Linked DNA regions of Mus musculus: all the other regions are linked to region 2. Evidence: chromatin loops called from intact Hi-C (ENCODE). Cell type or tissue: heart. All regions are shown on one strand. Links, peaks and the distances in the headings refer to the core of each region. The heading gives the core; the rest is flanking DNA. Region 1 holds the start of Nradd (neurotrophin receptor associated death domain). Region 2 holds the start of Klhl18 (kelch-like 18). Region 3 holds the start of Scap (SREBF chaperone).

Region 1 (7,988 bases), core at 1,154-6,153, 150 kb before region 2:
TCCCTGCATGTCCAGCTACAGAGCGGCCGGTGCGCCCAGGGGTGACGGAAGGGTGGGGAGGAAGGCACACAGTCTCCCTGGCAGCTTCTTATGCTGCCTCTGGTTTTACGTATCCCTCTGTATCTATCATCTGACCCCGGCTGTGTCTCTCCACCAGCTTCGACTGCTCTGACCGGCAGTTCCACTCGGTGGCAGCAGCCTGGCAGGCACGGCTGGAGAGCCCCGCCGACGTGAAGGAGCTCATTCCGGAGTTTTTCTACTTTCCTGACTTCCTGGAGAACCAGAATGGTAGCATGCGAGGCACCGGGGCTCCGGCATGAGTGAACAGACGGGGTGTGTGTGTGTGTGTGTCCAGGGATGGTGAAGAATCCTCAGGCACACTGCTAACTTTCTCTTCTGCTAGGCTTTGACCTGGGCTGCCTCCAGTTGACCAACGAGAAGGTGGGTGATGTGGTGCTGCCCCCGTGGGCCGGCAGCCCCGAGGATTTCATCCAGAAACACCGCCAGGCTCTGGTGAGGAGGTGATCGCACACACAGGCAGCCAGGGCTGAGAGTTGCCGTGGGATTCAGTCCCTGCGTTGACTGCCGCTTCCTCCCCTCAGGAGTCAGAGTATGTGTCCACCCACCTGCACGAATGGATCGACCTCATCTTTGGCTATAAGCAGCGGGGTCCAGCGGCCGAGGAGGCCCTCAATGTCTTCTATTACTGCACTTACGAAGGTAGGCAGTGTGCCGCACGTGAGATGGGGTCAGGGCACAGACAGTGGCAATAAAGAAAGGACAGTGAAGGAGTTTTAACCACTCACCTTCCTCTCAGGGGCGGTTGACCTGGACCACGTGGCAGATGAACGGGAGCGGAAGGCTCTGGAAGGCATCATCAGCAACTTCGGGCAGACTCCTTGTCAGCTGCTGAAGGTGAGGACTGTGGGGAGACAGTGGTGAAGGACACTGGTGGCATGGTGCTGACCAGCTCTTGTTGACAGGAGCCACACCCACCCCGGCTCTCGGCTGAGGAAGCAGCCAATCGCCTCGCCCGGCTGGACACTAACTCACCAAGCATCTTCCAGAACCTCAACCAACTCAAGGCCTTTTTCGCTGAGGTGAGAAGTGGGTGGGAACTTAGTTTCTTGTGTAAGATGGGTTTAGCCACACGTCCTTACCCATCTCTGAGCAGACATCTTGGGGACATACGGGTAGGAGGGCGGCCAGGATGAGATTCCCAAGTGCAGTTAGGATGGAGAGAGTCTGGCCTTGGTCCCCTTCCTGCATCTTCACGCATGCTCCCCTTTCCTGCTGTCACTGCGCCGAGGCCAAGGAGTAATGGGATGAAGGGACCAAGGCTGAGCCCGGGCTCGACCCTGGCGTCTTCTGTGTCTACCCCAGCTTCTTCCTCTTTCTGTGATGCCCTCCTACGTGCCCACTGCTGTCATGTCTACCTCTCAGACTCACCTCTCTATGACACCCACTTTGTCCCTGGGGTCAAGGGCCAAAGAGGGTACCTACCAAGAACACTGTCTACTTCAGTCAGCCTTACGCATTTCTCTGCAGGTTGTCAGTGAGGCTGTACCTCTGGTCTTAGCTCTGGTTCCTCACCGACAGTCACACTCCTTTATCACCCAGAGCTCCTCGGACATGTTGGTAAGTACACCTGGCAGATTCCCATTAGCTTCATCCCTTCTGCCTCCGCCCCAAGCTACCATAGCATATTCTTACCCACAGGTGACTGTAAGTGCCAGTGGGCTGCTGGGCACTCATACCTGGCTGCCCTATGACCGGAACATCAATAACTACTTTACCTTCAGCAAAGATCCCACCATGGGGAGCCCCAAGTAAGGCAGGGCTGCGGGTAGGGGTGCGATATGAATGTCCTACACCCCGAACCACCTCCCCATTTAAACAGAATACAGGCCAGCTGCAGGGGAGAGGGCTGGCTAAGGTCCCTGCTAGCCCACATCTCTCACCCGTGGCCCAGCCTCACCTACCGTCTTCCCCTTGGTTTAGGGTGCAGAAACTACTGAGTGGGCCCTGGGTCTCAGACAGTGGCGTGAGTGCACAAGCACTAGCAGTAGCTCCTGACGGAAAGCTGCTCTTCAGTGGTGGCCACTGGGATGGCAGCCTACGAGTGACTTCACTACCCCGTGGCAGGCTGTTGAATCAGCTAAGCCGACACCTTGGTATGAGCAGCCCTGGTACCAGGGAGAATGAGACAGGCAGATGTGGAATGAGTTCCAAGTTGGGCCTGTGACAACACTGTGTGTCCTCCCCTTCCTATGCAGATATAGTGACCTGCCTTGCACTGGACACCTGCGGCATCTACCTCATCTCCGGCTCCCGGGATACCACGTGCATGGTGTGGCGTCTTCTGCAGCAGGTGTGTGTGGTGGGCAGACCTGTGAGGTCCCTGTCTCCCAGGCTAGAAGTCCATCTGCCCCTCAGGGAGCCATCAGAACTTCCCCGTTACTCCCTTCCCCTTCCTACTGTAAGCAAGTCTGGGGCTCCATTACCCCCCAACCCTCTGGCTCGCATAAAATCTTCATTTGCCTGAGTCTTAAGCTAGCCCTGCCTTCCCACAGAGCGGTCTGTCAGCAGGGCTGGCACCAAAGCCTGTGCAGGTCTTATACGGACATGTAGCTGCAGTGAGCTGTGTGGCCATCAGCACTGAACTTGACATGGCCGTGTCTGGATCCGAGGTGCGTGTACATCCCCTGGGGAGGCGGAGTTTCCCCAGGCACTGTCCCCAGAGCCTCCAGTTCTCTGCTCAGCACCCTCATCTGCCTTCCTGTAGGATGGGACTGTGATCATACACACTGTACGTCGAGGCCAGTTTGTGGCAGCATTAAGGCCTCCAGGTGCCACACTGCCTGGACCTATATCGCACTTAGCACTGGGGGCTGAAGGCCAGATTGTTGTACAAAGCTCTGCTTGTGAACGTCCTGGGGCCCAGGTATGGGGACAGGGTACCCGACAAAGACACTGGGGCAGCTGGAATGGTGAGGCGGTTGCTGATGTCCCCAATTCTTCCAGGTCACCTACTCCTTGCACCTGTATTCAGTGAATGGGAGGTTGCGGGCTTCAGTGACCCTGACGGAGCAGCCCACAGCCCTGACTGTGGCAGAAGACTTTGTTCTGCTGGGCACCGCTCAGTGCTCTCTACATATCCTCCACTTGAACAAGTGAGCCCCGCTCTTAGTTCCTGGCCCCTCTAGGTGGAAGCTGTTGGCACAGGGTAATAGAGAGTGCATACTACCCACTCACTAGCATGTGTTACTCATGGGGATTCTTGCCCTGGCCCTCCCTTAGCTACACAGTTGTGGGAGTTCTATAAGCCAGGAATTCAGCTTAGCCAGACTTCAAATGAAGACAAAGTAGATGCACGAAAAGGTGTCTGTTAGCTGGCTTCCTTGCAGTTGTGACTCAGTGTACACCTACTTCCCTGCTCCAGATTGCGGCCCGCCGTGCCTCCCCTGCCCATGAAAGTGCCGGTCCACAGTGTGTCTGTGACCAAGGAGCGCAGTCATGTGCTGGTGGGCCTGGAAGATGGCAAATTGATCGTTGTGGGCGCTGGGCAGCCTTCTGAGGTGAGGAAGAGGGCAGCTTGGCCGGCCGGGCAGGAGGGTGGCGGGTTGTGGGGTGCGGCTGCCAGGGCTCACCGCATCTCATCCCATCCCTACTCCCGCTAGGTACGCAGCAGCCAGTTCGCGCGGAGGCTGTGGCGCTCCTCGCGGCGAATCTCCCAGGTGTCCTCTGGGGAGACTGAATACAATCCTGGCGAGGCTCGCTGAACCTAGAGTCTAGGCGCTCAGACATCAGACCCGGCCCGAGCCTGATTCTCTGCCCAGGAGACTACTGCACCAGGGGGTGGGCGGGGCCCACCCTCCAGCTCAGGGATTGGTAGATGGCATCACCAGGAAGTCCCGCCCCTCGCCGGCTGAGGGGAGACCTAGCGTCGGCCTCTGAGGCCGCTGCTGCATATTTTGCACAATCTGGGGTGGGAGGGAATCCCTACTTTCAAATCCCACGTCCCAGTGAAAGCACAAAGACCACCTGTGGCCTTAATCCTCAAAGGTGACTATCGCTGCCCATTCTCAGCAATAAACGTGGCCTAGTTTTGTAATCTTTCGGTTTCTTGAGTACACATGTGCCGCCGTCCTTGGCCTCCTGTGGCCCCCAGTCTTAGCCTCTGTTACCCTGTCTGGCCTGGCATGCTTCTTCCTGGCCAGGCTGGCCTCGGTGTAGCCAGCGGAGGCGCCTCTGGCTTTGCCAGACGTTTCCTGACTCCTGGTTCTCAGCTCTCGCGGTCCATTGCATGGCATTTGCATGCCAGTGGCCTGCTCTGCCAGGCACGCTGGTGTCGGCTTCTGTGAACTCCGAGTGCTTCTGCGTGCTCCGGCGTGGGGCGGGGGCGGGACCGCGCCCTCGAGCTCGGCCCCGCCTCTTCATTGTCCTGCTCCCCTCTTCAACACCACCCCCCCACTGGCCCGCCCCTTGCCTTGGCTCACTCTTGGGCAGACCGGAACCTGCCCTCTCCAGGGACTCCCGTCGTCTTCCTAGCTGAGTGGATCCTGGCACCCTCGGAGGGGTGGCCGCAGAAGGTTAGGAGGGAATGACTAGCCGGGCTCTTGCTAGGTGGAAGGGGCCAGAACTTTCTCTGTCTCCCGCCTTTAGTGCTCTGATCCTGTGGGTACCAGCGTCTGTGTTGGGGTGTGTATGGGCCTGCAGGGGCTGTTGAATTGTTTCTTCCCATTTTGGGCTTGGAGATGGGTGGGGAGCCCTGAAGAAGTTCCACTCCGGCTGCTCAGGATGGGTGGGGCAGATTCCAAGGCCTGTCTGCTGCTACTGGTTTACAGGCCCACCCACCAAGGATCCCAGAAGCCCCCAACTCCCAATGTGGCGACACAAAGATACAAAGTCCATAAAGGGGCCACCCACATCAGAGGTTTACCTGACTACAGCACCGAACTGCTGATAGCCCTACTATAGACACACCACGTGTTAGAGCCATTGGCTATGCAGCAGTAGCCGTTGGGGACTTGAAGGGCCTCTTTTAATCTCTTACTTATCCAAGCCAGATCTCTCTCCTCCTTCAGATCTGGAGCCTCTCCTCCTCCGTAGACTGCAGGGAGTGGTCTCAGCAGATTTAGTACTCTAGGGTCCAGGTGGGTCCTTGGTCTGAGTTGGCCCTGTTCTTCCATTTCAGGCCCTCTGAGATCTGTATGGTCTATGAGTTTGCTGAACCATTAAGGTATCAGTTCACTTAGTCCCTGCCCAGGAAAGGGCTGGCCACTGGCCCTGGAGGGGACAGAGGGAGCATTAGGCAGTGTAAGCGGGCTTGCCTTGGGGACCTTGGGATGCTGGGTTTTGGCAGATGTGTATGATCACCAGTTCCTAGGGATGTTTCAGCCTGAGATAGGGTCACAGTCCATGTATCTTTACCCTCCTTTTAACATCCCCAGACTCAGCCCAGGTACTTGGGAAGGTCTTTGAGATCGGGTGATTTCTATCCTGAGCTGTACCCCATGCCACCAGCTTTGGCTAGCAGGAGCCAGTTGTTACCTCCACCTATTTGACACAGGAGAAACTGTTCCAGCCCTGGTGTGAATCAGGATGGACACACACGCTGCCCCCAGGGACTCCTGACAGCAGATCTGAGGATTTCTTCATATTTCTGCAGAGTTCCTCCTTCTGAGATTCAAGAGAAGCAGGCTCCAAGCTCCGTCAACTCAGTTCTCTACACAACTCCCCTTCACCAAAAAACAGCCCAGCAGGCAGCGCCTGGCAGCACCATGCTTTATAACGTCAGCAAAGGTGTGGTCTATTCAGGTAGGCATTCCTTGTCCCAGATCCTAGGTAGCGGGCAGATTGGGAGGTAGAGTGGGTCGTGTACAAGTCCATTCACGGGCTCTTTAGTCCCTGACCCTTGAACCCTGTCTACACTGGGTACAAGGACTAGTCAGTCATTGGACTTAAGGCAGAAGTGAGAGAGCACCAGTATTTACTTCCAGTTAAGTTTTATTTTTATGATCCCATGACACCAGCACACATCAGTGTGCTCTCACAGTCTACCCTGGAAGCCGACCAATCTTGTGCTGTGGTAAGCAGAGGTGGTGCAACCAGGGTGAAAAGAGAAAGGTCAAGGAAGGCTTCCAGAGGAGATCCTGCTGTGCGTTTAGGAGAAGATGCAATAGCAAGACGTTTGGATGCTTCCGGAAGATGACAAGGCACATCTGGGAGTGACTGTCCACAATGGCAAGCAAAGGGCCATTTACGTGTACCTATGTGCACGTCTGTGTGTGAGAGTGCCCACAGAGGGTGTAAGAGGGCATCAACCCCCCCAGGAGATTGAGTTAAAGGTGGCTGTGATCCATCCAATGTGGTGTTGGGAACAGAACTCCTGTCCTGAGGCGGTACAAGCCCCAGTAACCACTTAGCAGGCACGTGTGGTTCAGGGATCCTGGGGGATCAAACTCAGGTTGTCATACTTGGTGGCATGTGTCTGTCTGCTGAGCCATTCTTGCCGCTCCAGGGCCAGCCATGTAGTCCTTTAACACATGGTAAACTCTAATGTATTTGGAAAGTTCTGCCAAGATGGTCTACCTAGGTGAGGCTGCCGTGGCTCCCTATCTTGACCACTGTCTGTCTTCACAGATACAGCCCTGCAGGGGCAGGACGGGGACAGGGAAGGAATGTGGGTAGGAGCTGGGGGAGCCCTAGCCCCCAATACCTCCTCCCTATTTCCCCCTGAGCCTCCAGGGGCCTCGAGCAACATCATTCCTGTCTACTGTGCTCTCCTAGCTACAGTGATCCTTGGTCTGCTGGCCTATGTGGCCTTCAAATGGTAGGTGGTCTGGGTCCTGTCCTGTGGCATCCCCTCCATGCCTGGACTCTGAGGCAGTTCCTTGTCTTAGTGCCCTCTGCCCCCTACAGCTGGCGCTCACATAAGCAAAGGCAACAGTTGGCTAAAGCTCGGACTGTAGAGCTAGGGGACCCTGACAGGGACCAGAGGCGTGGTGACAGCAACGTCTTCGTGGACTCTCCTCCTAGTCTGGAGCCCTGTATTCCCAGCCAGGGTGAGCACGTTTCCTAGTCTGTCTGTAGTCCTTTGTATTTAACTAGTGCCTCCCCTACCCACTAACACTTCTCTCTTCACCCCCACCCCCACCCCCACCCAGGACCACACCCGGACCTTGGCTGCCAGCTTTACCTGCATATTCCACAGCAGCAGCAGGAGGAAGTCCAGCGGCTCCTGATGATGGGTGAGCCAGCCAAGGGCTGGCAGGAGCTGGCAGGCCACCTCGGCTACCAAGCTGAGGCTGTGGAAACCATGGCCTGTGACCAAATGCCAGCCTATACCCTGCTAAGGAACTGGGCTGCCCAAGAAGGCAATAGAGCTACCCTCAGAGTGCTGGAGGATGCTCTGGCTGCCATAGGCCGAGAAGATGTGGTCCAGGTTTTGAGCTCGCCAGCTGAGAGCTCCTCGGTGGTGTGAGTGCCGCCTCCCAGGGCTGCCTGCCCTGGCCTCATGTCTTTCATGGGCTTCCTAGTACTTCTCTGGCTTCAGCTTGCTGTTGTGGCAGCAGAACACAAAAGATCCGGCCACTTCATGTTCCTTCTCCATCCTCTCCAAGATAGAAGCGAGGGACATGGGGGGGTGGGTAAGAGAGTGGGCATGGCTTTGCCCACAGATTCTCGTTCTGCCCCTTTATGTGCTTGTTATTTTTTCTATTTCTTTTTAAGAATCACATATTAAAGGCACCTTTGGAGTTTTGTTCTAACCTACTTGGCTCCTTGGACCTGTAAGACAGTTGGGTAGCTGTGAAAGAGACCCAGACAAGGACTTGGGAAGGAGGTGGGGGCGCTTCTGTACATGGGCTGTGGAGGGCCAGGCTGGAGCTCACCCTCCTGCCCTTCAGTGTTTGGATGACATTAACAAGTCATGTCTCCTCCTGAACTCCAGTCTTTGCTTAGTGGAGGCATATGTAGTAAGTCCT
Region 2 (7,988 bases), core at 1,474-6,473:
TTACCTAACATCTCTGGACTCGGGTGGTAGAGGCATTAAGGTCAGAAGAAGTTCAAGATCATTCTCAGCTACATATGGAGGTCAAGGCCAGTCTGGGATAAACAAGGCCCTGGCTCAAAGAAGACAAACCCATTTGGAACTACTATTTTTTTTTCTTTTTCTTCAAAGACAGGGTTTCTCTGTGTAGCCATGGCTGTTCTGGAATTCACTCTGTAGTTTGGGCTGGCCTAGAACTCTGAGATCTGACTGCCTCTGCCTCCCGAGTGTTGGGACTAAAGGTGTGCGCCACCACCACTTGGCTTTTTGGAACTACTATTGCACAATGTACAAAGTTTAAGTACAGAGAAGGTCCACAGAGCATGACATAGGCTTCACTGTACATTTCCCTTTAAATTGTCCCATCAGGGTTGGGCCAGTTTAAAAAGGAATGAAGCCCCTGCCCCTAAAGCAACCTGTAGTTTTAAAGGAGGAGGAGACAGGGAAGGAGTAGGAGGGCAGGTAGACAGGTGAGCAGACGGGGACACAGGGTTGGGGGGATGGGGGGGGGAGTGGGGTGGAATAGCAAGCATATAGCCGCAAAAGTGAAATGCCAGACAAAGGAGTTGATTCACTCTTCTAACATTCTGAAGGGATGTTTAGTAATTTTTTAAATACCTTTACGGAAAAACGCTCTCACGTGACACAGAACTACTGCTAGTATGTATTAAAGTCATTTAAGCGGCCGAGTGTGGTGGCACATGCATCTAATCTTAGCACTCTGAAAGCACAGGCAGGTGGGTCTATGAGTTTGGTCTACGAATCCAGCTTCAGGCCAGCCAAGGCTACATACTGAGACCCTGTGTCAAACAAACAAGGCTTTTGAGGGCCCACAAGATGTCACTGGTAAAGGCACCTGCCACAAAGCTTGATGGCCTGAGTTTGATCCTCAGAACCTACATGGTCAAAGAAGAGACCCAGTTCCTCCAAGTTACCCTCTGTGTCCACACATGTCACTGTTTCATGAGTCTTCCCTAGCACTCTGCTGGATCTTTCCAATTTTTTTGTTTTTGTTTTTGTTTTTAGAAAATTAATCTGAAAAATATTGGAGTAAGAAAAGAACATAGTTTGGCTGAACATTTTGTGTGTGTGTGTGTGTGTGTGTGTGTGTGTGTGTGTGTGTGTCTGCAAATTTGAGCTCTAGAAAAAAATCACACGGCCTCTAACTTGGACCCCACATTAAGGAGACTGAAGGTTTCACTTCCGAGTTTACTTTCTGTTACTGAGAACTGAGAACAGAGAGAAGTGGTTTGTTGTTCACGATTAAAAAAAAATAAAGTCTTCCTTGCGAAAGGGTGTCACTGTGTAGCCCAGGTTGGCTTTGAACTCACAATTCTCTTGTCTTAGCTTCCCAAGTATTGGGGTTAGTATCTCCAGATGGGAGCTGTGCTTCTTTTACTCAATACTCAGTTTCTACAGCTCTGGGAAACCTTTCTGAACACAAGCCCCAAGAGTCTTATCTTCCTGCCCAGGAAGGTTCCAGTGCCGTTGAGTATAACATCTAGAAGGAATTACAAAGAATCCAGAGAGTTCTGGAAGCGGGTTCACAGGCCAGCTCAAAGGCTGCTCCAGAGCTTTCCCCCCCGTTTCTGCCCTACAACTTCCAACGCGCGCGTGCACATGCAGCCCCCCCATCCGACCTTTCCAGGGTCCTCCGGATGCTCATGCCGCCGAGCATCCCTGGAGTCATGCGCAGTTGGCAACAAGCCTTTCCGAGGGTCTATACTCCTCTCGGGAGCCCACTAGCCAACAGTGCCGCGGAAGGAAGCACATGCCATTTCGCACTTACTGAGGTACTGCTTGCTACCGTTCTTATGCCGCTTCATTTATGTGGGCTTCAGCTCCCAAGTCAAATTACAAGCTGCTTGAGGATAAGGGTCGTGCCGTTTACCTCTTGTGATGCCCCCCACAAGGTCCAGAACAGCGCCCAGCACACACCAGGTGCTCAAGAAATGGTAGTTGATGGTGATACTCATGGCTGGAAGTCAGAGGGTGACTGAATCTCCATAGGTGGGTCCACCATCTTCAGCCACTACTGAGAGAGTGCCAAGGTATGTGATATGTCACTCCCCTCCCACACTACTCTAATCCCTGAACTTGCAGCGTTCTGGGGAGGATACTTCATTTCCCAGTACAAGAAGCCATGCTCAGTCTCAAGATACCCTCCCATTAGGTAGTGTTTTTTCCCCCTCAGGATGGAATACTCCCAGAAATCTGAACACAGTCCTTACATACTTCACATAATAAAGTGACTCTGACGAGCCACCAGGAGACCTCTGTGCTGAGAGAGTCAGTGTTTCTCCATTTGTTTTGGGCTTGGGAATGAGCAGGATATACATTAACACCCACGAAGGCTTGACAAGAAGTCAATGGGATTACTCATAGGCACTAGGCGTTCATACCTACCATGCTCTTACCTCGATCAGGGATAAAGACTAAGAAACAAACACCCTTTAAACCCACAACACTGGGTCCTACTGCATCTCAGCATGAGATGAACCCAAAGTTTGCACCCAGGCAAAACTGGCCACTCTCCTATTTCTCACCCAGTGTGTGGAATGCTTTTCTAAAATGTGTGTGACAGATTGCCTTGGTCCCATTCCTGTGCCCCTCTAGAGGGTTTTCCTCTTCGGTAGTTAGAAGGCTCTAAGTGATGACACCGTGTCTTAATGATCTCTGACACTCAAACTCACGCCCTCTCCGTCTAAGGCAAGTCGTGGGACCTCAGTGGAGACTCGTGGGACTAAGGAACATCAGAAACTCCTAGCTCCCCTAAGCTGCGACCAGGTTGAAAGGAGCATCTCCAGGGGTGTCTCCGATTTTTTTTTTTTTTTCACAAATAAAAGAACCAAAGGAGTTAGGAACCCAGCCACTGACAGCAGCTGGGAGGATATCCCCACCAGGTTTCCCTTTTACCTAACGCCACCGGCTCGTGACCACTGCTCACCTCGCGGGGCAGTGGCGCTCGGGTAGAGCGACCGCTAGAACTGCAGCAACTTGAGGGAGCTCTGTTCGCAACCAGGACAGCTAGCCGACTGGCTGTGTACACAGTCGCCATGGCAACAGGAAGCCTGCAGGGATTACGGAAGTAGTGTAGGGTGGTGGCGGAATTTAAGCCCACATTTCTCCGTTAAAGATACAGGGAAAGTCAGAGCTGAACAAAGAAGACAGAGATGGAGTCAATTAACCTGGAAGGCTTAGAGTAGCTGTATATGCGAAGCCTGAGTTTGAGTTACGGGGGGAAAAAGGCTATGTATAAACCAGGAAGCGGGGCAGCGAGACTTCCGGTGTCGAGGACTTTGTGGGTACGGTGGCCGCGCAGGCCAGTGAGATTCCGGCTTCGCGTTCTGGGCAGCCTTCAGCGTGAGCCCTTGCCCCGCCCTGGTTAGTGTGAAGCCTGCTGGCCAGGCCTGCGCAGTTGCGGCGGCCGGGGAAGATGGTGGAGGACGGCGCGGAGGAGCTGGAGGACTTGGTGCATTTCTCCGTGTCGGAGTTGCCTAGTCGCGGCTACGGCGTCATGGAGGAGATCCGGCGGCAGGGCAAGCTATGCGACGTGACGCTAAAGGTACCATGGTCTGGGCGGTGGCTGGCTGAGGGGAAAGGGACTGAGCGGGAAGAAAAGGGTGGTGGACAGGGGAAGAGTGGTCCAGCCGACTGTGGGTGGAGAAAGGTTAGAGGGGAACAGAGTAGTAGAGAGCGGTGCCAAGCGCAGAGGGGGAAATGAGGCCAAGTTGGGAGAGTAAAGGGGACAGCCGTTCAGCCATTGGAAGGAAAGATTGAGAGGTGTGCCTCTGACGCCCTAAGAGCAGGAGACATTGGGGTATCCGCCTCCTTTTCTGTCATACAGAAAAGAGAAAATGTTCTTACAGGCAGACCATGGAGGAAGGGGCGGTGGCTGACTCCACATTCCGATGGGTACCACTAAGACATCCTATCTTGTCCTAAAGTCATTTCTTTGGGCTCCTTGAAGTTGGCTGTGCTGTTGTAAATGCTAAGCCTTCTCTTCAGGAGTCATTGCTTGCCCTTGGCGCTTTTAGAATCGGATCTGGAAATCTTTTGATGTGGGCTACTCTCTTCCATGCTGGAAAACAATCTACTGTCACCACCTTAAAAGGTCCTGGAGGCCAGGCTAAAGGACTGTTTGGGGAGAGGGATATTTTTGCCACCTGTTCCCATCCAGCATTCTGGTCTGGTGTCAAGGGCCAGTGCCCCCTGTGCTTTGAGTCGTGCAGGGCTGCACCTTGGTGCCCTGCTGAGCCAGGTAGATCCCTCCAGGTGGGGATACTGCCTGCCTGTGGTTTTTCCTGTTGGACCTTGCCTGGAAGGCTCTTACTGTCTCGGTGTGACACTCCCTCTTCCTGTTTCAAAACAACAGAAAGACACAGACACCTCTTAGACTTTATCTTCTACTGAGTTAAGGAAGCATTGCTTCTCCATGTATTCGAGTCAGACTGGTAGGAATGAATAGGGTGGCTCCTGGGCAGTGGTGGAGCACTCTTTTAATCCCAGCACTTGGGAGGCAGAGGCAAGCAGACCTCATGACCAGCCTGGTCTACAGAGTGAGTTCTAGGACAGCCAGGTCTATGAGAAACCCTGTCTCAAAAAAAAAAAAAAAAAAAAAAAAAGTTGAATGGTTAATGGTTTGGCACTTTAAAAAGCAAAACAAACTGAGGGTGGCTTTGGAGAAAGAACACACTAGCTGTAACCATGGGCACATTACTTAATCTCTTTAAGTTTAAATTTCGAAATGTGAAAATAATTTTTGTTCTTTGTTTTTGGTTTTTCAAGTCAGGATGTGAGCCATCACCACTCAGTTTAAAGATGATTCTTTTTTGTTTGTTTGTGGGGTTTTTTTTTTGTGTTTAATGTTTGTTTGTTTGTTTGTTTGTTTGAGACAGGGTTTCTCTGTGTAGCCCTGGCTGTCCTGGAACTCACTTTGTAGACCAGGCTGGCCTGGAACTAAGAAATCTGCCTACTTCTGCTTCCCAAGTGCTGGGATCAAAGGTGTGCGCCACCATTGTCCGGCTTAAAGACGATTCTTAAATCTCACCATTAGTGAGGATTAGATATTTGGTATTCTTTGTATAGCACCTATGTTAACTTTTTCATCAATCCTGAAAGAAATGGATCTCTAATTAGAGTAGTGAAATGGTCTGAGAAGGGGCAGATCGTCTCAGATAAGATAGGGAAACCAAGAGGATTAAGAAAAAATAAGATGGATTAGAGGAGGCAGAAGATGGCAAGGCCAGTAGAGATTTGGAAGCAGACTGATTTAACTGTGGCACCGACCTTTGGGATGTAGAGGCTGCTGAAAGGCAGTAATAAGAAAGAAGTTTTTCGCTAGGATTTAGGCTGTGTGCTGGTGACAAGCTGAGTGGGGAAAGGGACTCGCTGCCAAGCCTGATGACTTGAGTTGCATCCCTGGGACCCACATAGTGGAAGTGAGAACTGACCCCTGAAAATGGCCCTCTGCCCTCCGTAGGTGTGCTGTGGCACCTGCACGCTCTCTCTCTCTCTCTCTCTCTCTCTCTCTCTCTCTCTCTCTCTCTCTCTCTTTCTCTCTCTCACACACACACAAAGAGACGGCAGAAAAAGAAAAGTGTTTGTTTTTAAAGATTCGGGCTGTAAGAGGTGAGCCAGTAAGGAAAGCTGTGTGGTAGATAGATGGAGTGTGGTCACAGATACTTACTTCCCTAAAGCCATACATTTGCCTCTGCGTTCAACATAAATGCTGAATCTACCAAACTTACAGCAGAAATTGCTTGTATGATTTTTTTTTTCCCCACGAAAATCTTTTCCATTCAGGCAAAGGAACAATTGTATCATTCAAACGTCTTTCCGACTGAGAGTGCAAGTCTCAGTTACTTTGCTTGTGTCAGGTCAGAGTCATAAGGACCTGTGTAAAAGCATAGACCGGAGCTAGACTGTAGACAACATTTATTTCACTGGTTCCAAAACCCCCTTCTATAGAGCCTCAGGAGAATTCTGGTGCTAGGAGCCATCGAAAGGCCTAGTACACCAATGCTACAGTCACTACTCACAAGAGCTTCTCTGCAAAATCTGTCTTGGTTTCTCATAATTTACTCTTTTCTCCACCTTCCCATGAGTCCAGACTGTTTTTCAAATAAGCAGATTCTAAAGAATTGGTTAGCGGTTTAATAACTAGCTCCCCCCCACCCCACCCCACCCCAATTAGAGTAGTTGTTTGCAAACTTCAGCAGATATGAGACTCACCTGGTGGCCTTGTTCGTATCGCTCACCCTGGGATTTCTGATTCATAGGTCTGGCATGAGCCCCGTCGAGTTCACCAGTGATGCTGTCTTCCTCTAGGACTGCATTGTGAGAACCATAGCTATAAAATAAAGGACTTGTCCTCTCAGGATGTATTCAGAGTCAATGAATCTCCTTTGAGGTCAGTAATGCGCTAGTTCCCCAAGCCGGGAGTCAGGGAGCTCAACCTGTTGAGAAGGTAACCACCTGTTTTTTGTTAGGGCAGTGACAGCAGTTGCTTGCCTGGTAGAGAGGACGAGTATTGCCTGTTCTGGGCCCCTCCTGGTGACACACACACAGAGGAGTGGAGTGTTGCTGGTGCTTGGAGTTGGAGGTGGTTCTGCAGGTGCTGACCTCTGGAATGCTCAGAATTCTCCATTGAAGTCAGACATAACTTGTCTGCTTTTCATCTTGTACGCATTTGCTGGCGTTTGTAATCTCTCTGTGCTGGGTTTTTCTTGGGAATGTTGCTGATCTTATGATCTGAGAGGCAATATGGCACAGGCTCTGCCTGGATCTGAATCCTGGCTCTGCCACTTCATAGCTGACAAAACTTAAATTCCTTAAATGCTAGTGAGTCAGTCTATTCCTCTGTGAATGGACATCATTACCCACCTGACTGCTAAGGATTCAATTAGTTAATTAGCTTCAAACTTCATGTAATAAATGCTCAATGAATAGTAGGTATCTGTGTTTTATTGTTTGTTTACTTATTTATTTATTGTGTGTTCTTTTGTTTTTGTTTTTTTTGAGACAGGATTTCTCTGTGTAGTCCTGGCTTTTCTGGAACTCCCTTTGTAGACCAGACTGGTCTTGAAATCAGAGATCTACCTGCCACTGCCTCCTAAGTGCTGGCATTAAAGACATATGCCACCACCATCCAGCTATATTTTCTACTTGTTTGGTTTTATGTGTATGGATGTGTTTTCCTGCATGTACAGATGTACATCACTTGTGTGCCTGGTGCCCTTAGAGGCTAAAGAGGACATTGGATCCCTCAGAAGTAGAATAACAGATGTTTGTGAGCTGCTGTGTGGTTGCTGGGAATCGAACCTGAGTCCTCTGGAATAGTAGCCAGTGCTCTTAACCACAGAGCCATCTCTCAAGCCTTTAATAATAATTAAAGAGATAAGATCTTTTTTTTTTTTTTGTTTTTTTTTTTTGTTTTTTTTTTTTAAAGATATGTTTTTTTTTTTTTTAAGATTTATTTATTTATTATATGTAAGTACACTGTAGCTGTTTTCAGACACTCCAGAAGAGGGCGTCAGATCTTGTTACAGATGGCTGTGAGCCACCATGTGGTTGCTGGGATTTGAACTCTGGACCTTCGGAAGAACAGTCGGGTGCTCTTACCCACTGAGCCATCTCACCAGCCCCCAAGAGATAAGATCTTAATGTGTTGAGCAGGCTGGCCCTAAACTTTTGTGTTCAAGTGATCTTCATGCCTCTGTTTCCAAAATAACTGGGACTATAGGTGCATGCCATTGCTTCTGACATTAATAATAATTTAATGATGTTTCCGAAGAAAGTATGTGGTGATTTGAATGTGCTTGGCCCAGGGAGTGGCACTATTTGGAGGTATGACCTTGTTGGAGTAGGTGTGATCTTTTTGGAGGAAGTGTGTTCCTGTAGGGGTGGGATTTGAGAGTTTCCCTTTAGCTGCCTAAGATGCCAGTCTTTTC
Region 3 (7,988 bases), core at 947-5,946, 140 kb after region 2:
CTGAACTAAAAGTAAGAATTCAAAGACCAGGCTGGAGAGATGGCTCAGCGGTTAAGAGTACTGACAGCTCTTCCGAAGGCCCGGAGTTCAAGTCCCAGGAACCACATGGTGGCTCACAACCATCTGTAATGAGATCTGATGCCCTCTTCTGGGGTGTGTACATATAAATAAATAAATAAATCTAAAAAAAAAAATCCAAAGATCTATACACTTGAGTTCCTCCTAATTGTCAGCCTTTTGACTAACTGTGCACTCATGTTCCTGACGTCACCATTCCTAATAGCCAAAAGGTAGACATAGCTCCACTCTTCATTGAAAGGTAGATTTCTTTTAAAATGTAGCTATATAGCAGCATCCATTATCCCAGCACTTGGGAAGCAGAGGCAGGTGGATCTCTGAGCTCAAGGCCAGCCTGGTCTACGAGTTCCAGGACAGGCCTAGCTATAAATAGAAACTCTTGAAAAAAAAATGTGGCTATACAAACAAAATAATATAATTCGATCTGAGAAAGGAATGAAATGTAATAAACAATACATGAATGAACCTTCAAATCAAGGTGAAAGAAACCAGACTCAAAAGAAAGACCTGGGGCCGGAGGGAACGTTCAGCAGTTAAAGGTACCTGTTCTTGCAGACTGTCAGGTTTGGCTTCCAACACACACATGGTTGTTCACAACCATGCCTAATTCCAGTTCCAGGGCATCTGATAGCCTCTTCTGACCTCTGAGGGCACCAGGCATACATATGGTACACATACAAACATGCAAGCAAAACATTCATACACATTAAACAAAAGTGAAATAATCTAAAAAGCATAATTACAATTCTCCTCAGATGAGAGAACTTATCACAAGCAAGCTCACAGAAAAAAAGAGTACAACAGAGGTTGCCAGCAGTAGGCGGCACAGGAAATATGGACTGTTTAATGGGGACAGTTTCTGTGTACAATAATTAAGAAGTTCTGAAAATGGGTAATAATGACAGCTATACAACACTGTAAGTATATTTAATATCCCTGACTACTCTATTTAATCATTAAAATTGTACATTTTATTTTATATATTATTTTCCACAAATTTTAAAAAAAATTAAAAATTAGAAAAGTCTAACAAGCCAAGTGGGGAAGAGGAGAGAAAGAGAGCCGTGCCGTACTGAGATGTGCCATCTTGGACACAGGCTGCTTCCTCCACTCATACCACCTCCTCTTCCACCTCCCATTTGCTAAGAGAACAATAGAGAGACTATGAAGCCAGTGGGCACATCTGCAGGAAAACACGGACTGTTGTCGGGCAAACAAGTTCGCATACAGGCACAGCCCCTAACTGGCCAGTGAGAAAACTTGCCTGAAATTCACCCTATAGACTAACACTATCATCTCATCTGTTCATTACGGAACTTTAGATAAGCTGTGCCCAACAGCCAGAGCCTTGAAAAATTCCACAAATATTACCCACAAGGATCACTTTAGGTGGCTAAAGTCACCCGGATCTTGTTTCTTTAGCCAACTCAGAACAGTGGTAAGTTCCAGGGTCAGGAGCTCGTATGGCAGAATCCGGAAGACACAGTTTGAAGGCCTGATTCTCCATGCACACACTGGATGACCCTGGAAACTGGTTCCACGGGAAAGAGAATGAAAACCACACATGCGGTATTTGTCGCAGCCAACAGAAGGATACAGACTGTCAAAGTGAGCAAAGTGCACATGAATTCTAGGCTCGCCGAGATGAGTATCTGGAGTGATCCTGAACTGTGGCAACTCTAACCAACCACATTAACAAATACAAACGGACGGCAGGCATGGTCCCTTTCCCAACAGGACAGTTAAGCAGCTTACATATGGCCTCAGGCAAATCACAATTTTTATGGTTCTGTGTTCTAGCCACAAACTAAGAGTAAAGGTTTTGTGCCCATCTCAGGACAGTAATCTAAATGGGTGGTAGGGTTCCCAAACCGTGACTTTTAAAGCACATGGAAACATCTGGAGAGGTACTTCCCACCCGCCCCCCCCCCCCCACACACACAGTAACAAGAGAGTATTCAACAACAACGGAGTTTCAAGTAAGGGGAAGCCAGTTCTTGCTTTTCAACCTGACCAAAGAATGAGTGCCGAGCAGGAGCAGGAGCACACACATCTGCTATCCCACATATTCAGGAAACCGAGGCAGGAGGATGAAACTTTGTGGTCAGCCTGGGCAATGAAGCCCAACTCAAAATAAAAAGCCACAGGTGTTACTCAGTGGCAGACCAATGCCCTAGGCACACGTCCCCAAGTAACTTAATAATGAGTATAGGAATAATGTTTATACTTGTATTTCCTGTTGGTCGTTAAAAAAACAATACAAACAAAATATTTGCCAAGCAGAAACGCTGCAAATATATAAAAAGCCTTTAGATTTGAAATACATTAGCATATACTTCATAACATACAATCTTCACTTGAGCATCACACAGGTTACACCTAAAATGCATTCAGCACTAACTAGATACACTTGATCCTGACTCTAAGAAAAGCTTTAATGTTTAGCACACCTTGAGATGGCTGCACACTGCATAAGCAAACTCTACAAACGCACCCAAACGCATCATTAAAGACTGTTCCTATGTCGACTTCACAAGAATTACTACAAGATCATCATGAACTTATTTATTCATCGCTTCCGTCACCATAAGAGATAAATAAGCTAAACTAAGGAAGACTACCTCCAGGACCCCACTCCCACTCCCACCCCTCACCCGCCGCCACCTGTGGCTCACTGCCCTCCTCTTCATCGCCACCATCTGCACAACTTTCTGAGATGCAGTGTGGACCCGGGACTCGCTGCAGCTAGCGCTATCCCATTATAACCCTGATGCAACAAAACCACCTGGAAGTAAACATAAGCAACATAAGCGAGCAAAGTTTAGGTTTAAGCAACACATAAAACCAGAAACCGAGCACTCCCAGCAGAGAATCTACATGTTGCCTGGCTATCGGATCTTCGGAAAGAGGCAGGACTGAGTCACAGGGTCTAGCCCTCACCCAGACAACCCCAGACAACCCCAAAGCAGGATCCAGCGGCGAGCCTACCTGCCTGAGCTCACTCAGCCTGAACCCATCGCGACCCAGGCAGCTCGGCCCGGGCGGGGGCGCGGTCGGGAAGGGGGACGCGAGACCGTCCGGCCCCCAGCTCCAGACTGCGGTCTCCGGAGCCGCGCCTCGGGCTGCTGGACAGCGCCCACGCCCGCGCGCCCCTGCCCGGGCTCGCCCGCATCCCGGAACTCCCGGGCACGAGCGGCGCGAGGCCGGCGCCGGGGCCCAGCCGCACCGTGCAGACGCGCGCTGAGGTACCTGTGGCAGCGAGGCAGCTCCCGGGCGGCGGCGACCGAGCGGCGGAGAACGGCCTGCGCGCTCCTGGCCCGCGGTCCGGTGTTTGGAGCCCGCCCTCTCCCTCCCGGCCGCCCGGCGCCCGCGCAGCTCCCCGCCCCTTCACCTCTCAACTCCTACCTTTCCCCTCCCGCTCCGCCGCCCTCCACACGTGCTCCCGGCGGCGTGCGCATGCGTAGTCTGGCACTGCCAACGGCTCGGGTTCGCCCCCTGGTGGTCCCCTGCCACACAACTGCGAGAGGAAGTACTGGAGTTGCCTGTGGCCTGGAAAAAGGTGGCTAGTAGCACTTCAGAGTTTTGACAGCATCACTGTCCTGGGAAGTGATTGAGAACATGCACAAGAGCTCGTGTTCCATGCTTTATAGTGCCAAAGGATTAGAAGCGGGGCTGGGTGTATGGCTCAGTGGTAGAGAGCTTGCCTGAGACGCTAGGGGCCCTGGGTTTGATCCACAGCAGCATCAAAAAGAAAAACAAACCAGGGAATTAGAAGCAACTGAGCTAAATAGCAAGTGTATTCAGTTGATGAACTAGGTATAGGAGCCTCCAACACCAAGGATGTTAAATGAGCACTTATAATGAAAGCTAGTTCAAAACCAAGCTGGTGTTAGGATTCCATTTTTGTTAAAAATACAATGCATAGGGTAAAGTGGAAGATATATACTCAGTGTTTATTCCCACGTAGAGGAACTATGGGTGTCTGAGTCTCTTCCACCTTCTGAACTGCCACCAGTCGACTTGCACATGTAACGGATTATGCTGAGTGACTGCTCTGGTAAATGCTGAGTTAAGCATATGGTGTGTGTTCTCTCATTTGGCCTTGGGGAAAGTGAGGTTCCAGACACTCAGCAACAGCACCAACCCTGGTTGCTATGTTTCCATTTGTCCTCAGGCCTGCCTGTGGAGAGATCTCAACCACACTACCAATGTCTTGACTCTCTGAGTGTCACAGGTCAGAGTGGCCACCTGCCCCCATCTTGCTACCTTAAACATACTTCTTTCGTGTCACTCTTGCTCACCCCCAAGGCATACTAAGGTAGAACAGACCCTGTACCTGCCCTCAAGGGCACCAGTGGTGGGGGAAGAGAAAATATAAGTATAGTCACCGTGCAAAACAAATCAGAGGTGGCCACTTCAGCCTTTGGAATAGGGTTATTCTATAAAGCAGGTTTCTGGTAGAGATGTAACTCAGTTGATATACTGCTTGCCCAGCCTTGAATATGAGCCTTAACCCCCAGCAAACTGGCAGTGGTGGTGAAAGACTCCCCAGAGGAGCCTCTCGCTCAGGCCTCAGGATAATAGCAGACACCCAAGAACTCACGATAGACCAAGCTTGATGCAAACCACATGAGGCTTTATTCGGGGAAAGCCAGAGCTCTGGGGATGACTCATATCCCACGCAGGGTTAGAGGAGTCGACCTCGAGGGGAAAGAGGTCCCAGTTTTTATAGGCCCTCAGGGGGGAAAGGAGAAGGGGAGAGTGGGGGGATTTCCAGATCTAAACAATTCTCAAGAAATGGGTATGGGAGGGGTACAAGGAAAGAGTCTGGTGCAGGGGCAGCAACTCAGGATTGGCCCGGTTGTGGTTGCTGGGGAGATTTTCTGACTCTTTCTCAGCAACCAATATCACAAACACCTGGCAGTGGGCTTCATCAGTGGGCACACACATGGGTTCAAGGAATGGTCAAAACATTGGCAGACACACAAGTTCAAGGAGTGGCCAGAGCATTGTGCACCTCTATTTTTCTAAATCAGTGAAGCTAGTTCTGCTAACAGTGACATCTATCTTGCCAATTTCAGGGCTTCTGTGACCTTTTACATTCTGTTAGGATCTTTCAGTGGGTCACACCTATGTCAGCCCTTAGGAGATGCAGGCAGGAGGAACAGAAGTCCAAGGTTCCAATTTGAGGCCAGTCTGGTACATAAGTCTGGCCCCCACAAAGATAAGAAAATGCAGCCCACTGGTAGGGCCTAGCATCAAGGCCTTGAGCTCAAACCTCAGTAATAAAAATAAAATTTATTTTTTTACGTGGTGTATTTTGTTGCTCTGACTCTTGTTGATGGACATGGAAATGCAAACCAAATATACCCTTTGTTCCCCGAGTTGATTTAAAAAAAAAAAAAAGAAAAGATGTACTTTTTTTTTTAAAAGATTTACTTATTTATTATATGTAAGTACACTGTAGCTGTCTTCAGACACACCAGAAGAGGGTGTCAGATCTCATTACGGATGGTTGTGAGCCACCATGTGGTTGCTGGGACTTGAACACTGGACCTTTGGAAGAGCAGTCGGGTACTCTTACCCACTGAGCCATCACACCAGCCCAAGATGTACTTATTGTATTCTGTGTATGAGTGTTTCCTCTGCTGGTATGCGTTTGCACCATGAACATTCCTGGTTCCCTAAGGAGGGCTTCAACTCCCCCTAAAACTGGAGCTACAGACAGTTGTGAGCCACTGTGAAGTTGCTGGAAAGATCTCCGGTCCTCTGCTAGAGCAACGAGTGTCTTTAACTATGGAGCTATCTCTGTGGCCCCCACCTCAGCCCCAGGTTGACTTGGGTTCGTGTTTTATCGTAGCACAGAGCAGCAGACTAAAACACCAGAACTGGTGGCAAACGCTTGTGAGCCCAGCACTCAGAAGTCTGAAGCAGAACCTACGTGAGCTCATGGCAAGTTCCAGGGCTATATGTTCAAAGGCTACCTTGTCTTAAAAATTGAAGAAAACAAAAGATTGTTTTCTCTTTTCTTTTCTTTTCTTTTCTTTTCTTTTCTTTTCTTTTCTTTTCTTTTCTTTTCTTTGTTTTTAAATTAGAAGCAACAGTAGAAAGCAGGGTAGGGAAGCCCATGCTCCTCCCACTCCATCCTCAGGTCACTTCCTCCAAGCCTTATCCCTCAAGTACCACGTCCGCCCCCTCAGGAGCCTGGGAGTGAGCATCGCCTTCTCTGTCCCTGGTTTCTCCCGCTCTGACCGCCGTCTCTTTCCTTGTGAAGGTATGTAAGATCTTTCCAGTTTTATTTGCCTGGTGTCTGGTTTTGCTTTGGGTGCTCAACTTGAACCCAAGTCATCTGTTACAGGAATGCTCTGTGGCTGAGCCCCACTTAGCTTTTCAGGGCTGTTCATTTGCAGTTTTGGAAATCCAAGCCCAGGGCCTCAACTGTGAAGAATCGATTTTCTTTTGTTTGTTTGTTTTTATCAAAGGTAGCCTTGCCCTCCGAGGACTAATATTCCATAAGTTTCCCCACCTCGTGAAACTTTTATGTAGATAATTAAAATCTTTTAATCCTCTCCACCTGGTAAAACTTTTATTTTCACAACACACACACACACACACACACACACAAAGAGACAGACAGACAGACAGACAGACACACACACACACACAAGTTCTTGAATGTGATAGCCTAGAACAGAGAACTCTTCCCCCTTTTTCTTAATTTCTTTTACACGTATTCTTTTAAAACCTAGTTAACCTCAAAAGACTCTGAGGTTGGACTCCCGCCAATGGGGAAAAGACAGTCACCACCTGCATTAAAATAAAGACTAGGCACACTTCCTGCCCTGGTACGCTCGCCTGCCCTGGTACGCTCGCCTGCCCTGGTACGCTCGCCTGCCCTGGTACGCTCGCCTGCCCTGGTACGCTCGCCAGCCCTGGCACTCGCCAGCCCTGGCACTCGCCAGCCCTGGTATGCTCGCCTGCCCTGGCACTCGCTAGCCCTGGTACTCGCCAGCCCTGGTATGCTCGCCTGCCCTGGCACTCGCCAGCCCTGGTACTCGCCAGCCCTGGTACTCGCCTGCCCATCCTTTTTTGTGAAAGAACTTGCCCTGTTGAGTTATTTTCCCTCTGTCTCTGTGTCTTTGTTCAACACCAAGTATTCTTGTTTCCACCACTCTGACTCCTAGAGAAGCGCTCTCCATCCTGAGCCACCTCTCCAGCACAGTCTATCAGACTTTCCGACTAAGCCTGTTATGTATGACCCTACAGGGTTAAGTGCTTTCTTTTACAACCAAGTTCCTGAAAAGACTAAGGTCCTAAACCCACTTCACAACAAAGTCACTTGGGGAAAAGATAAAGACAAACCAGATTTCCGCTGAACCCTGGGCCAGCAGGACCGTCTACTCTCCAGAGAGGAAATGGCTGTCACTCCCACACCTTGCCCTTTCCCCACCCAACCTTTTGAGGTATGTTGCCATGGCTAGCCTGGGACTCACCTTTACACCAGGCAGTCCAGGACAAGGAATCTAACAGGAGATACAAAGAAGCTTTTCTGCACAGCTGCTGACTGCTGCCCTAGGCCTTGGGTTTGGTATCTAGCACTGGGGGCAAAGTGGTTTTTCTTATGTTTGCCTGAGAAGTCAAGGTCAGGGACAGATGGGCCAGGCGATTAGTAACACAGGCAGGCTGGGCAGCCTCAGAGCCCAAAGCCTGAGGACAGACACAGGCAAGGGCTTCTGCACTAAGATTGCCTAGGAATGAGGGGAAAGGAGATTAGTGTGGAAGGGAGTGAACTCATATCCCCATACACTGACAACAGGGACTCCACACTTACTTGATCTGTATATATATATATATGTATATATTGTTATAGCTTTATAGATGATATAATTATATTTTAAGAGCACTTGCTG

What was found. Hi-C counts contacts between places; a loop is a spot of excess contacts. Peaks named below come from ENCODE experiments on the same cell type or tissue, not always from the same donor. Only the 100,000 strongest peaks of a DNase experiment are listed, where the experiment ranks them.
Region 1: it touches region 2 in a loop (1.8-fold over the local background); 1 of 42 quality-filtered maps calls a loop at or near these places.
Region 3: it touches region 2 in a loop (4-fold over the local background); 1 of 42 quality-filtered maps calls a loop at or near these places.

What each region holds. Positions count from the first base shown.
Region 1 is chr9:110,620,919-110,628,906 of GRCm38, reverse strand. Nradd (neurotrophin receptor associated death domain) reads left to right here and starts at 4,514. Exons shown (of 5, transcript NM_026012.2): 1 at 4,514-4,592; 2 at 5,672-5,820; 3 at 6,646-6,835; 4 at 6,925-7,067; 5 at 7,170-7,772. The coding sequence starts at 5,784. The coding sequence ends at 7,486. Nbeal2 (neurobeachin-like 2) reads left to right here. Exons shown (of 54, transcript NM_183276.2): 40 at 1-29; 41 at 158-288; 42 at 404-513; 43 at 603-720; 44 at 818-915; 45 at 984-1,100; 46 at 1,549-1,638; 47 at 1,720-1,829; 48 at 2,002-2,174; 49 at 2,277-2,371; 50 at 2,574-2,690; 51 at 2,786-2,944; 52 at 3,025-3,173; 53 at 3,443-3,578; 1 more. The coding sequence ends at 3,782. In heart, for the core only: no CTCF peak of the experiment used is centred there; DNase peaks (open chromatin) are centred at 3,886 and 4,486; H3K4me3 peaks cover 2,307 bases; H3K27ac peaks cover 1,955 bases; H3K27me3 peaks cover 730 bases.
Region 2 is chr9:110,472,079-110,480,066 of GRCm38, reverse strand. It overlaps Klhl18 (kelch-like 18), which reads left to right and starts at 3,373. Exons shown (of 10, transcript NM_177771.5): 1 at 3,373-3,601. The coding sequence starts at 3,473. It overlaps Kif9 (kinesin family member 9), which reads right to left and starts at 3,073. Exons shown (of 21, transcript NM_001163569.1): 1 at 2,953-3,073. In heart, for the core only: no CTCF peak of the experiment used is centred there; DNase peaks (open chromatin) are centred at 3,096 and 3,396; H3K4me3 peaks cover 2,198 bases; H3K27ac peaks cover 1,526 bases; H3K27me3 peaks cover 1,203 bases.
Region 3 is chr9:110,328,845-110,336,832 of GRCm38, reverse strand. Scap (SREBF chaperone) reads right to left here and starts at 3,477. Exons shown (of 23, transcript NM_001001144.3): 1 at 3,328-3,477. In heart, for the core only: a CTCF peak has its summit at 3,584 (motif pointing left); a DNase peak (open chromatin) is centred at 3,492; H3K4me3 peaks cover 1,504 bases; H3K27ac peaks cover 1,191 bases.